2 separate regions of the Homo sapiens genome follow, and region 1 is linked to region 2. A link is an interaction called in ENCODE POLR2A ChIA-PET data of the cell type or tissue named here. Cell type or tissue: MCF 10A. All regions are shown on one strand. Links, peaks and the distances in the headings refer to the core of each region. The heading gives the core; the rest is flanking DNA.

Region 1 (5,824 bases), core at 251-5,250, 780 kb after region 2:
TGTCTCTAGCTGTTTGTACACATATTATGTCTGCTTTGTGATATGTTTTGCAGCTCCAAAGCCAAAACACCAGGCAGAAGTGCCAAACCTTAACCTCAAGTTACTTCTGGTAGACCACATATAAGGAGAACAGCACTGAATTGGGGTGAAATGAACAGTGTATGTGAGCTCCCCAGAAAGCTTATCAAAATCTGACAGCTAAACAGGATACTAGCAAATTTATCAGCCAAATGATGTTCTAAAGGAAAACAAAATTGATACAAAGGAAAATAGTATATCTTCAAAGGGAGCCTGATTCTATAAAGCCTGAATTTCTTTCATGAAAAATAAATAAATAAAAGCATAATGAAAGTTTGCCATGAAGGAAAATATTCCATTTTCTTTTTAAAAGTGACTTTCTATATTTTTGGTGTGAAAAATATGATGTACCTTCCTCCACGTATGCCTTTTTGATGAAAAGTGGAAAAAAGTCTTAGTAGCTATTTCATTTAGCTATGTCTCACACCTGGGGTATAAATAGAGTATAATAACCTGTATTGTAAAGAGAGGAGGGTAATGGCAGAGTGGCATTCAACAGCGGTGGGTACCTAGGTAGGTAGACAGAGGACTGCAGACTTAGAAAGGAAAAATAAATGTCACATACACTAGGTGAACAATGACTGTTTGTAGATTTGGGAGAAAAGAGGTTGGAGGCCTAATGACCCCCACCTAACAAATAATACAGTATGTGGTTTAAAAAGTAGGCAATTTGCCAGTAGTAGCAGATGATAAATAATACTGAAGAACTTCCAAATAATCTTCCTCCAATATATGGGCCTGATTACACCTTTACTAAGACTATGATGATCTAAAGAACAATGCAGAAAAACATAGAGTCAAAAATAAAACAAAAATTTTCAAAGAATGGAAAATAAAACTGATAAGATTAATCAAATGATAAAGTTTGAAAAGAAAAATATATTTACCTTTATTATATGACATTATTTTTATAGAAAACAGAAACTATATATTCTTAAATTTAAAATGGAATATAGAGCCCTCTAACTGCAGCATAAATAATTTTTATTAACTATAAGAAGTTTCTAGATTTAGAAAAGTCAAAGGCAAATAATGTAGTGTCTGGTTCATTTTCTTACTCGATGACAGTTTTTTCTCGAGGTCGTTATGGGCAAAATTAATTTTAATTAATGTTAGTCATGAAGATCATCACTATCATTACTCCCAGTTAATATTGATGGAACATCAATACTGTGTGCAGGGTTTAGAGGAAATACTAACATGGTTTGTTTTATAAATAGCCAGAATTCCTCACTCATTGTCTAGTCTACACTTGTCTATCTGGAAAGCTCATTCTTCCCTTACCCTTTTAAGGCACAGTGCACCCTCTCTTCCCTGCTGATTCCCTGGAATCCTCTATATCCCTCTCCCCACTAGCCAAGCACTCATCAGTGGCAGGAACCACTGCTTGAGCCAGTTTGCATACTTTTATCACCACGTACCTGACTGATATGAGGGAGGCATTCACTGAACTTCTAATAAGACTCAGATGACACCATACAATTACTCCTTGTTCTATTTCTTTTCAACATTCTCACTGCCAGAGAAGCAGCTAAGTTTAATAATAAGACATTAAATGGTGGCACATGGAAATCTTCAAATAATCTGCTTGTTTCATACCATTCACCTGTAGCAACAGGCCGACCCTCTACACAGAGAAGAAATCCTAATTTAATAGGGACAGAGCCCAGGCATCTGATATTTTTTCTTTAGCAACTCAGGTGATTAACATATAACTAGGGCAGAAAATTACTGACATAAAGAATTAAAACTTCTTTCAAATCCTTCATTTCCTACCATAAGTCACTCAACTGTATCTTTATACTACTGGTGGTCACATACATTGTTATTAGAATTATTCTATACTTTTGTTTCTTATATTGCATGCCTAGCACACATAGGATACTGTTTATAATCTTATTTCTAAAGGATGGTCAACATACCACCCTTAAAATAAAGATTGATGAATTCTATGTCCAAATTCTTAAGGCAGAAGGTATTTATTTAAAATATATCAAACAGGAGCTCAAAGTCTTGCAATCAGCCTGCCAACATGGCAATCAAAAAATATGTTTTGGCACTGACAATAATTCAAAACACAATTTACAGTTTGGAGACACAGGGAACACACGGCACCCTCAGGAAACTTATACTCAATAGGATAAGAAGTAGATTTTTCGGCCGGGTGCAGTGGGTCAGGCCTGTAATCCCAGCACTTTGGGAGGCCAAGGTGGGCAGATCATGAGGTCAGGAGTTTGAGACCATCCTGACTAATATGGTGAAACCCTGTCTCTACTAACAATATAAAAATTAGCTGGGTGTGGTGGCGGCTGCCTGTAATCCTGGCTACTTGGGAGGCTGAGGCAGGAGAATGGCTTGAACCCAGGAGGCGGAGGTTGCAGTGAGCCGACATCGTGCCACTGCACTCCAGCCTGGCAACAGAGCAAGACTCCGCCTCAAAGAAAAAAAAAAAAAATTGAAGTAGATTTCTCAAAACTAATCAACAATTAGCAACAACAATTTCTTTCATTAGTATATTGGTTTATAAGCTAAAAACATTTGTCTAGACTGGGTGTGGTGGCTCATACCTGTAATCTCAACACTTTGGGAGGCCGAGGTGGGTGGATCACTTGAGGTCAGGAGTTTGAGATCAGCCTGACCAACATGGTGAAACCCTGCCTCTACTAAAAATACAAAATTAGCCAGGTGTGGTGGCAGGTCAAGGTGGGCAGATCACGAGGTCAGGAGTTTGAGACCATCCTGACTAATATAGTGAAACCCTGTCTCTACTAACAATATAAAAATTAGCTGGGTGTGGTGGCGGCTGCCTGTAATCCCAGCTACTTGGGAAGCTGAGGCAGGAAAATCCCTTGAACACAGGAGCCAGGAGTTGCAGTGAGCTGAGATCGTACCATTGCACTCCTGCCTGGGCCACAAGAGCGAAACTCCTTCTCAAAAACAAAAACAAAAACACTTGTCCATTCATAATCTTATTTAATCTTCAGGATGATTCCATGAGAGATCATGAACATTTTACTGATGACAAAAGTAAGGTTCAAAAAGGTAGAGTGCTTTTTTTAGCTCACACAGTTATTAGGTAACAGAGCCATGCAAACCAAATTTCTGAATGTTTTACCCTACATCCAGGGACAAACATCACGCTAATTACTGTGCAGTATTCAAAAGAATTAAACTATGGTCGTGAGACCTCAGAGGAGGTTGTAAGCTAGTTATGGAAAGAAGCCAGATACACACAAATGATTAGCACATAATACACTGGAGTATTGGCAAATATTAAATGATGGAGGTGAGTCAGCTGTCCTCCAGGGCTGAAGAAAAGGGGTATATTGAGATTAGAATGGTGGGGAAGGCTATTTTATAGGGTGGACCTTCGACTGAGTCTTAAAAGATTGATAAAGCCATTAAGCAGGAAGAGGGGAAGCAGAAGCTCGATGTATAATGTGTCTTGTTATAGTCAGTCTGGAAATGTCAGGCTAAGAATAATTCCACAAAGGGTGCATCTCCAATTTTCATTTAGTACGTAGTTTGAGGCCAAGAGGAGTTCACTACAGCTGAGTTTACTCAACATAGGGAAGCACCTGGATTCTTCTCTCAGATTTGTCCATCCAAATTCATTTTCTTATAGGAAAAATAACAATTTAATTACTGAGGTACTTACTGATGTTTACTGAGTACTTACTGAGCCTCTATTATGTGCAAAGTACTATGCTTGCCATTCTGACAAGTACAAAGCACTGTTTATGCTCTTGAATCTCACTGGGCACAGACACAAAAATTTAGATGCCCAAATTGAATATTCCATTACTGAGGAACATAAGAATGGTCTGAGCAGTAAGTACAATGAATGTACAGACAGGAAGTGGGATTTAGATGAGCTGGATACTGACATGGTAGTCTTGGCCACTTAATAGCACAAGCAAAGCTGACAAGGGGGGATGAGTAAAATGTATTCAGTAAACTCATCTGACAGTTTGTGTAGTATCTACTCTGTGGTAGGGTGGTGTAAGCCATTGGAGATACAAATTTCACCAGGAATGTAGAGCAGGCATAGAAGATTCAAGAAGAGATAAAGTGGTTACTCCACGCTATGTTCGTAATTTTGTATTCCATTTGTAAAGTCCGAATTCAGCTGCAATGATGTCATGTGAACATCTGGGTCCTGGGTGTAGGGGTTGGAGGAGAATGTGTACCTTTCTAAGCAGTGGTTCCTTTGAGGCATTCAGCTTTTCTCTTTTGTCAAGGCTGCCTTGCTTTGATATGGTTTCTGTATTTCCGGCTTATACAATTAACAACTGCACACATGGGAACAAAAGCGACTGTCACAACATTCACAGCTTGTGAGGCATAAGACACAGAGTATGCACTGGTACACTAATGAAAAGGCAGACTTTAAAATCCCATTCATACCCCAGAAAGTTCACAGCACACTGACATGTCCTTGGGAGCTGCCTGGAAACACTGGGTTCTTTGAATGTGGTCCTGATCATTTTCTCAGAAAGATAATCATGCCCTACATGCCTGGACTATTTAAGGCCACATGTGCTAATTTAATTTACGATGCTAAAAAGAGCTGCACCATTTGCGAAGGCAGTGGAATGCAAAGGGCTGCTCCGAGCCCTGTACACACAAGGGATCCCCCTGATCCTCTGACACTGGGAAAGAGAGAGCAATGGAAAATACTAGCTGTGGCATGGCTGTGGGTAATAGTGCTTAATCCATGACCACTACAAGCATGGAGATATGCTTGGAAGGGAAGTGAGATTTAAGCAGGGGAAGGAGAATCACTGACTTGGAAAACTGTCTCAAAAAAAAGAAAAAGTCTTGCTCTTTTGCCCAGGCTGAAGTGCAGTGGGGTGATCTCGGCTCACTGCAACCTCTGCCTCCCGGGTTCTAGCAACTCTCCTGTCTCAGCCTCCCAAGTAGCTGGGACTTCAGGCACATGCCACCATGCCCGGCTAATTTTTGTATTTTTAGTAGAGACGGGGTTTCACCGTGTTGGCCAGGCTGGTCTCAAACTCCTGACCTCATGATCCACCCACCTCAGCCTCCCAAAGTGCTGGGATTACAGGCTATAGGCACAAGCCACAGCGCCCGGCCAGAAAACTCTTAAATGGATACAAACCAGTCAGCATACCATTGGTGACTCTATGGTTATTTAACTCTATGGTTAATTAAAAGGAGAAAGTAGGAGAGGGAAATCATGGAAAGAATCATTCACGCCACAGCTAGAGGTCAGAACAGGCTTTCGAATGTGGCTTTTGAAGTCACACCTTAGCTGGTGGCTTCCTGCCTCAAACTACATGTAGGGATCCATAAGGTGCAACATCTGCCTTTCACACAGAAATGCTCATCAGCTTTTCCTTAGCCATGGACTATTTGTTCTAAAGGATTCTAAGAGGGTGAAGGAATGCTAACTCCTTAGACAGATGATCTGACAGATGGACTCAAGGGAGGCAAGGCTCTATCCTGGGGGTGAAGAGGGGGAGGGGGCAAGAGTCAAAAAGCAAACAAGGAAAACACAAAGGGCATAACATTCTCAAGCTTTATGAACATACATAATTATGCCCATAACTAAAATACATAGTCAAGACAGAGGAAGCACAAAATAGTTATTCTAATGTATAATCTAAAACCAGATTGAGAATGCATGACAAAACCTGTTTATATAAGTTTGCTACGGCTGTAAAAGAATACAATATAAAAAGAATCCCATTTATTCTTGCACATATTTAAAAAAGGAAAAAAG
Region 2 (5,824 bases), core at 462-5,461:
AATTTTCAAAAAGTATATAACTTAAAAGATGATAGTGTGACAGATTTAGAGTGTTAGAAGGGAAAAAACTGTCCACTAAAACTTCTACAACCTGTGAAAATCTTTCAAAACTAAAAAAATATAAAGACCTTTTAATCCCAATAAAATCTCAGCAAATTCATTACCAGCAGACTCACGTTTACAAGAAACGTTTTAAGCAGAAGGAATATGATGCTAAACAGAAAGTTTAATCTGTACAAAGAAACAGAGTGCTGAAGGTGGGATAAATAAAGACACATTAAACCAAATTAGACAAAATAATTAAACATTTCAACACAACAGAAAGAACAACACTAAAATTTGTATATCATAAAAAAAGGTAAGCAATATAACATGAGCCATATCTAATAGGACTTCAGAAATTATCTATCCTATAGTTCCAGGATGACGATGATGATGGTTGTGATAATGATGAAGATTGTGATGATAGTTATATGGGAGATAAAACTTTAAGCACTTTACATATTAAATTCTATAATATTCACCACATCTATTAAAATATGTTACATTATTGTCCCTATTTTACCAACAAGAAAACTGACCAACAAGATTAAACAACGTGACTAAGTTCACACAACCTATAACAGCAGAATCTATATCAATCACAACACAATTAGCAGCTATTTCTGTGGCAATTTTCAATAAAGATGTGTCTGAAGAAAATCTCCATGATATTTCTGGGCTTTTGACTGCTAATGTGGCAAAGAAATAGGAGCAGAACTGGGAATATTTCTAAGTCATGAAAAAGTGAATTTTCTCTTACATTAATGAGTAAACAGTTATTTTCTAACTCTTTAAATAATTTCAAAACAGTTTTAGAAGTAAAAAAAGGAATTGTAGTCTGTTCCAAAGGAAACGTTTGTAATACAATTTCTATAAACAGAGTGATATATAAGCTGTTCTTTTTACATTACTATACTGCATTGTATAGTATACTGCATTGATCACCTTACAAATAGTCTCTATAATATTGTTTAATAAAATATGTTAGAAGAAAACATGTATTTACAAGCATCCATTATTGTATTGTTACTATTGGTTCTCATATTTATAATACAGTAGTGTTTAATTATGCTGTAAATTAGTGAACATTTACAGAAAAATATGTTGAAATGGTACATCATACAATGTAAATTTAGTTACCTTAAAGTATCAATAGCACCACCTTGGGGTGTTCGCTATTTCAGAAATGCTATAATATGTTTCAATATAAATTCTTTTCTGCAGACACAATGTGTCAGAAACATAATTAAATCTAAATATCATGGAGATGGGTGACAAGTACTTAAATTTGTAACATTTGTACAGAAGCATACTTTATGGCAGAAAAAAAGATGAAAGAAAGGAAAGAGGACAATAAAGACAAACAAAAGAAAGAGAAATAAATATTAGTATGACATTTACAAAATAAATTACGGTATTAGCACAGTTTGTCTATTTCTGGGTCTTCTCTGTCTAGGCGCACATTGGTAGGACTGAACTTCCCAGGACCCATGATGTTTAGCAAAACCATAAATGTGAGTGTAAGTTACCTGGGTCACTTCCAGACTGAGATCTTAAGCACCAAAAGATGTTTTACCATACCATCTCTCACAGTCAGCAAGGCTATCGATGGTTGCTGCTTGGTCAGTCTGGATCCAATAGACAGGAAGACAGATAGCAAAGCCCAAAAGAAACCTTCAATGAACATGTATCACAAGACATTTTTAAAAAGCTTTTTTTGTGTTTTTATGCCAAAGATATTCTTTATTACCGAATGATTACTTTATCTTTACATAAATATTGTGATTATAAACTGAAATATAGTATTTCTATGTAAAACTATAGAATTTGTCTATATAATGACATAGAAAAATCTAGACTACATTTAGGAGTGAAGAAGCTGGGTAGACGATAGTATTACAGATTAGTGTATATAATTGAGACAGTAATGGAGAGCATTGTTGTTATTTGGTATGGGGGAGAAATGTTTTCTGAAAAGCAACGTGGTAAATCCATAAATCATTTGCCTTGTAGTAACACAGCTTGAATTAGAGCAGGTATTTAGCAATATTATTTACCCTGTTAAATGTAATTTCAAAATTTCTCATAGACTATCCTGGGAGATTGAATAAATGCTCAACAATATTGCCCCATAAAACACAGAATGTCATCAAATATACACAATTATGAAAATGTAGCAAAGTATACAGTGAGTATTCAGTATTTTTGAGCCTAAATAAGAAAGGATATAAATTATTAATAATGAGCAGTATTTCCTTTTTACATGATGTCTAAACCTTTACATGATGTCTAACATTATAGGTTCAGGCTTTGTTTTGGTATTTTTCTAAATAACAATTTCTAAAGTTTCTATTTTTAAAAATAAGTTATTGATATCTCCACTGATAGTCTGTAGAGAAAAACTATTAGGTTGAAATAATTGCTATATACTTTAAATGTCTTTGAAATTTTAGAAAAAAATCAATTACCAATCTTCAAGTTGGATTACTCATTAAATATAAATTTCTAAGTATTTCTTTTAGAGACAAAGAATATAAAACAATATTTGATGTTTTAACTAGGAAAAAAACCTGCTATTTTAATCTTACACAAATGTGCATAAGACAACTCCACAATAAAAGGAGAACCGAAAGAATGCCTTCAGCTTTGATTATTTTATACAAAACAAATTCATATTAAAAACATTGATGGTTCAACTGATGTGTGTTCAAATATTTAATATCTATATATAAAAATATTTCATGAATTCTATAAAAATAAAACTTGCTGCAATATTATGCTACTGAGATTCAATTAAATATTACTACAATACAAAGCTCATTTGAAAATATTCACATTTGTTTTGTATTATCTTAAGCAACTTCCTATAATAGTTTGGTTTACTTTTTTTTCCCAGTGATCAATATAATTAATTTACTTATTTGAATATTTACCTCAAAGGAGGTGTTTGTACACCTAAAAATGGGTAGGCAAAAGAATCATACCTTGTCAAGTATAAAGCTTCCTAGGCAAGTAGACCTAATGGGAAAACATTCTCTAATAGAAAGCTGACCGAGATCATATTTCTCTATTTAATGTACAAAGCCAAATTGAAAGACTGGCTTGTCAGCAAATGTTTAACTACAGTGAAATTCATGCCTACCTCTAGTACTCTAATTAGAAATTCCAACATAATTGAACTAGAAGACATTCTACACTTTAATACTGTAGCACCCTTTCATTAAAATTCAATACTCCATATTTTCATTACATGTTCATCATTCTGAGTATAAATTTCTTCAGAATATTCTCTCCTTAAAGGAAAATAGAAAGGAACTTTACTTCAGAGCAGAAATCTTAGATTAATAGGATAAATTGTGTATTAGATATAGAAAGAAAAAATAGTCATTTTGCAACCAAATAATAAAGTGCCACCATAAAAACCTACAACACATAATAAGAATAATAAAAAGAACGAGTTATAAAGAGAATCTTCATCAACATTAGAGTAAATGGCATCTAAGCAAATCTGAGTTTAGTATCATAGTGTTGGAAAGAAAGAACAAAACAATTACAAACATAACAGTATGGATTGTTGTTGTATTTAAAGAAGCGGCCCCTGCTAGTACTTCTAGAATGTAGAAAGATGAAGATTCAGGCATTACCTGCTTCCCAGCTGGTTGGATGATTATCCAGCTTAGCATCAGGTAGTTAAGTTGTACTGAGGCAAAATGAAAACATGAGAGGATAATGCTAGAGGATCCAGCTGGGCCACAGACAAAGTTTTCATTCCTCTATTCACTCATGCATTCATTCAGCACAAATTTATCATGTATCCAGTATAAGCTAAACATTATCCCAGATACAAAGATGAATAAAACAATGCTTCTCACCCTCAAAGGATTAAATCTAGTAAGTGTAGACAAACAAATGAACAAAGTTAATGCAAAAGAATATCGAGGGTACTCTGATAGAAGTGGGGGGTCAGTGCTACTTTGAACTTGAATGACTTTTTGAAAAATTCCCTTCCAATTAAGCAAGGCAGTCTTTTCTATATTCCTAGGATCCTTGCTACATATCTAGACAGAATCTGGGGGATGAATACTAATATTTAAATTACCAGAATATACATAATTAAATGACAAATTGTGTGGCACATACAAAATTTCTCAAGGACATATATAAGAGGAGAGGAATAATGAGGACCAGAGTACTAAGATATATTATCAAATCAGAGGCAGAACAAAATTTAAAGAGAGGAAAATAATCTCTACATAAAGAAATACATATATCAGATTTATACTGACATCTGTATACAGAGATATGTATACACACGACAAGCTTAATAGGAAACAACATTTCATAACATATCTGCATACACACAAAAACTTTCTAATAATGTTTTGCCATATCCTGTTTTAAAAGGGTTTTTCTTTAAATGGCTTTTTAAATCAACACTTGAGGTATTCATTTTTTATTCATAGTTTTTGTTTGTTTGCTTGCTTTTGACTCAGTCCCTTCATATTGACCACCTTTTCCTTGAATCCTTTTACACATTTATCTTCGTTAAAGTCTCTACCTGATGGTTTTAATATTTGGGTCTTGGGTTTCTCTAAATCTGATTGTTTTGAATGCTCTGTTTCTTCATATTGGTGTGTGTGTGTGTCTCATAATTTTTGATTGGACAGTGGCATTGTATACAGAAGAACAGAGAAGACCAAGGTCAGTATTATCTATCCCTGGAATTAAGCAGCTTCATCTCCTGTCAGGCCATTCTTGCAGTGGGTAGAGTTAAAATAGTGGTTAGAAGTTGAGCTGGATTTCCATTTTGTCATTGCTACCCTTTCCATTAGTGCACTAAAAGCTTCAGTTTCTTCAGGGGAGACCTGCTGTTACCTTGTGCTCACAAGGTTGCTTGGGCTTCTGAGTGAATTTTCTCAGTGTTCCTGCTCCACCTTCAGCTTTTAGCAGTCTCTGCACAGCTCTCTCCCCACCGTTGGAACTCTCTCCCAATGGGAGACTGCTTTTCTTGTTGGGGGTGGGGGAGAGGGAACGGTAGGGCTTTTGTTCTCCTGGCACAGCTTCAGTCTTCTTAAAAGACCTGTTCATCTGAGCCTCAGGGGTGGTGCTTTCTCACTCTTGCTCTTCTCCTAATGGCCAGCAATTTCTATCTTGTGTCTGTGGTGTTTTGGGTAGAAGTTTCCTGACCTTCTCCCAGAAGGAACAGGCCTCTGCTTCTCATCCATAAAAGAAGGGTTTATCGATACTTTTCAGATGTAGAGGGTTTTTGCTTTTCCCCCTGCCCCAAAAGCAATGAATTTTAACCTTAATCCTGGAGGTGAGTATTGGCCGCCCCTCCCCCAATTACCTTAAACTTTTGCTTCATATCAGAGCAGGTAGAGAAACAGATGGTGACCATGGCATGGTGGCTCATGCTTGTAATTCCACCACTTGGGGAGGCAGAGGGGAGAGGATCACTTGAGCTCAGGAGTTCAAGACCAGCCTGGCCAACCCCGTGTCTACTAAAAATACAAAACTTAGCCGGGCATGGTGGCAGGTGCCTGTAGTTCCAGCTACTTAGGAGACTAAGGCACGAGAACCCGGGAGGCAGAGGTTGCAGTGAGCAGAAATCACGCCATGGCACTCCAGCCTGGGTGACAGAGTGACTCAGTCTCAAAAAAAAAAAAAAAAAGAGAAACAGGTGGTGATCAGTTACTGCACCCACTCTCGTGCCAGCTGATCAACCCCTGCCTACCAGCTCCCTAGGGGGACCCTCAGCAGCTTCCTGCCTTGCCACAAATCT

The links. ChIA-PET counts read pairs that join two places held together with the same protein. Peaks named below come from ENCODE experiments on the same cell type or tissue, not always from the same donor. Only the 100,000 strongest peaks of a DNase experiment are listed, where the experiment ranks them.
Region 1: POLR2A ChIA-PET joins it to region 2 with 6 read pairs; 2 of 35 experiments call an interaction of 5 or more read pairs at or near these places.

The regions. Positions count from the first base shown.
Region 1 is chr5:107,534,589-107,540,412 of GRCh38, forward strand. All of the region lies in intron 1 of EFNA5 (ephrin A5), which reads right to left. Among named protein-coding and RNA genes, the nearest start is that of EFNA5, 130 kb to the right of the region's middle. In MCF 10A, for the core only: no CTCF peak of the experiment used is centred there; a DNase peak (open chromatin) is centred at 3,333.
Region 2 is chr5:106,750,220-106,756,043 of GRCh38, forward strand. No RefSeq gene overlaps it. Among named protein-coding and RNA genes, the nearest start is that of LINC01950, 260 kb to the right of the region's middle. RefSeq lists an enhancer at 4,811-5,353. In MCF 10A, for the core only: no CTCF peak of the experiment used is centred there; no DNase peak of the experiment used is centred there.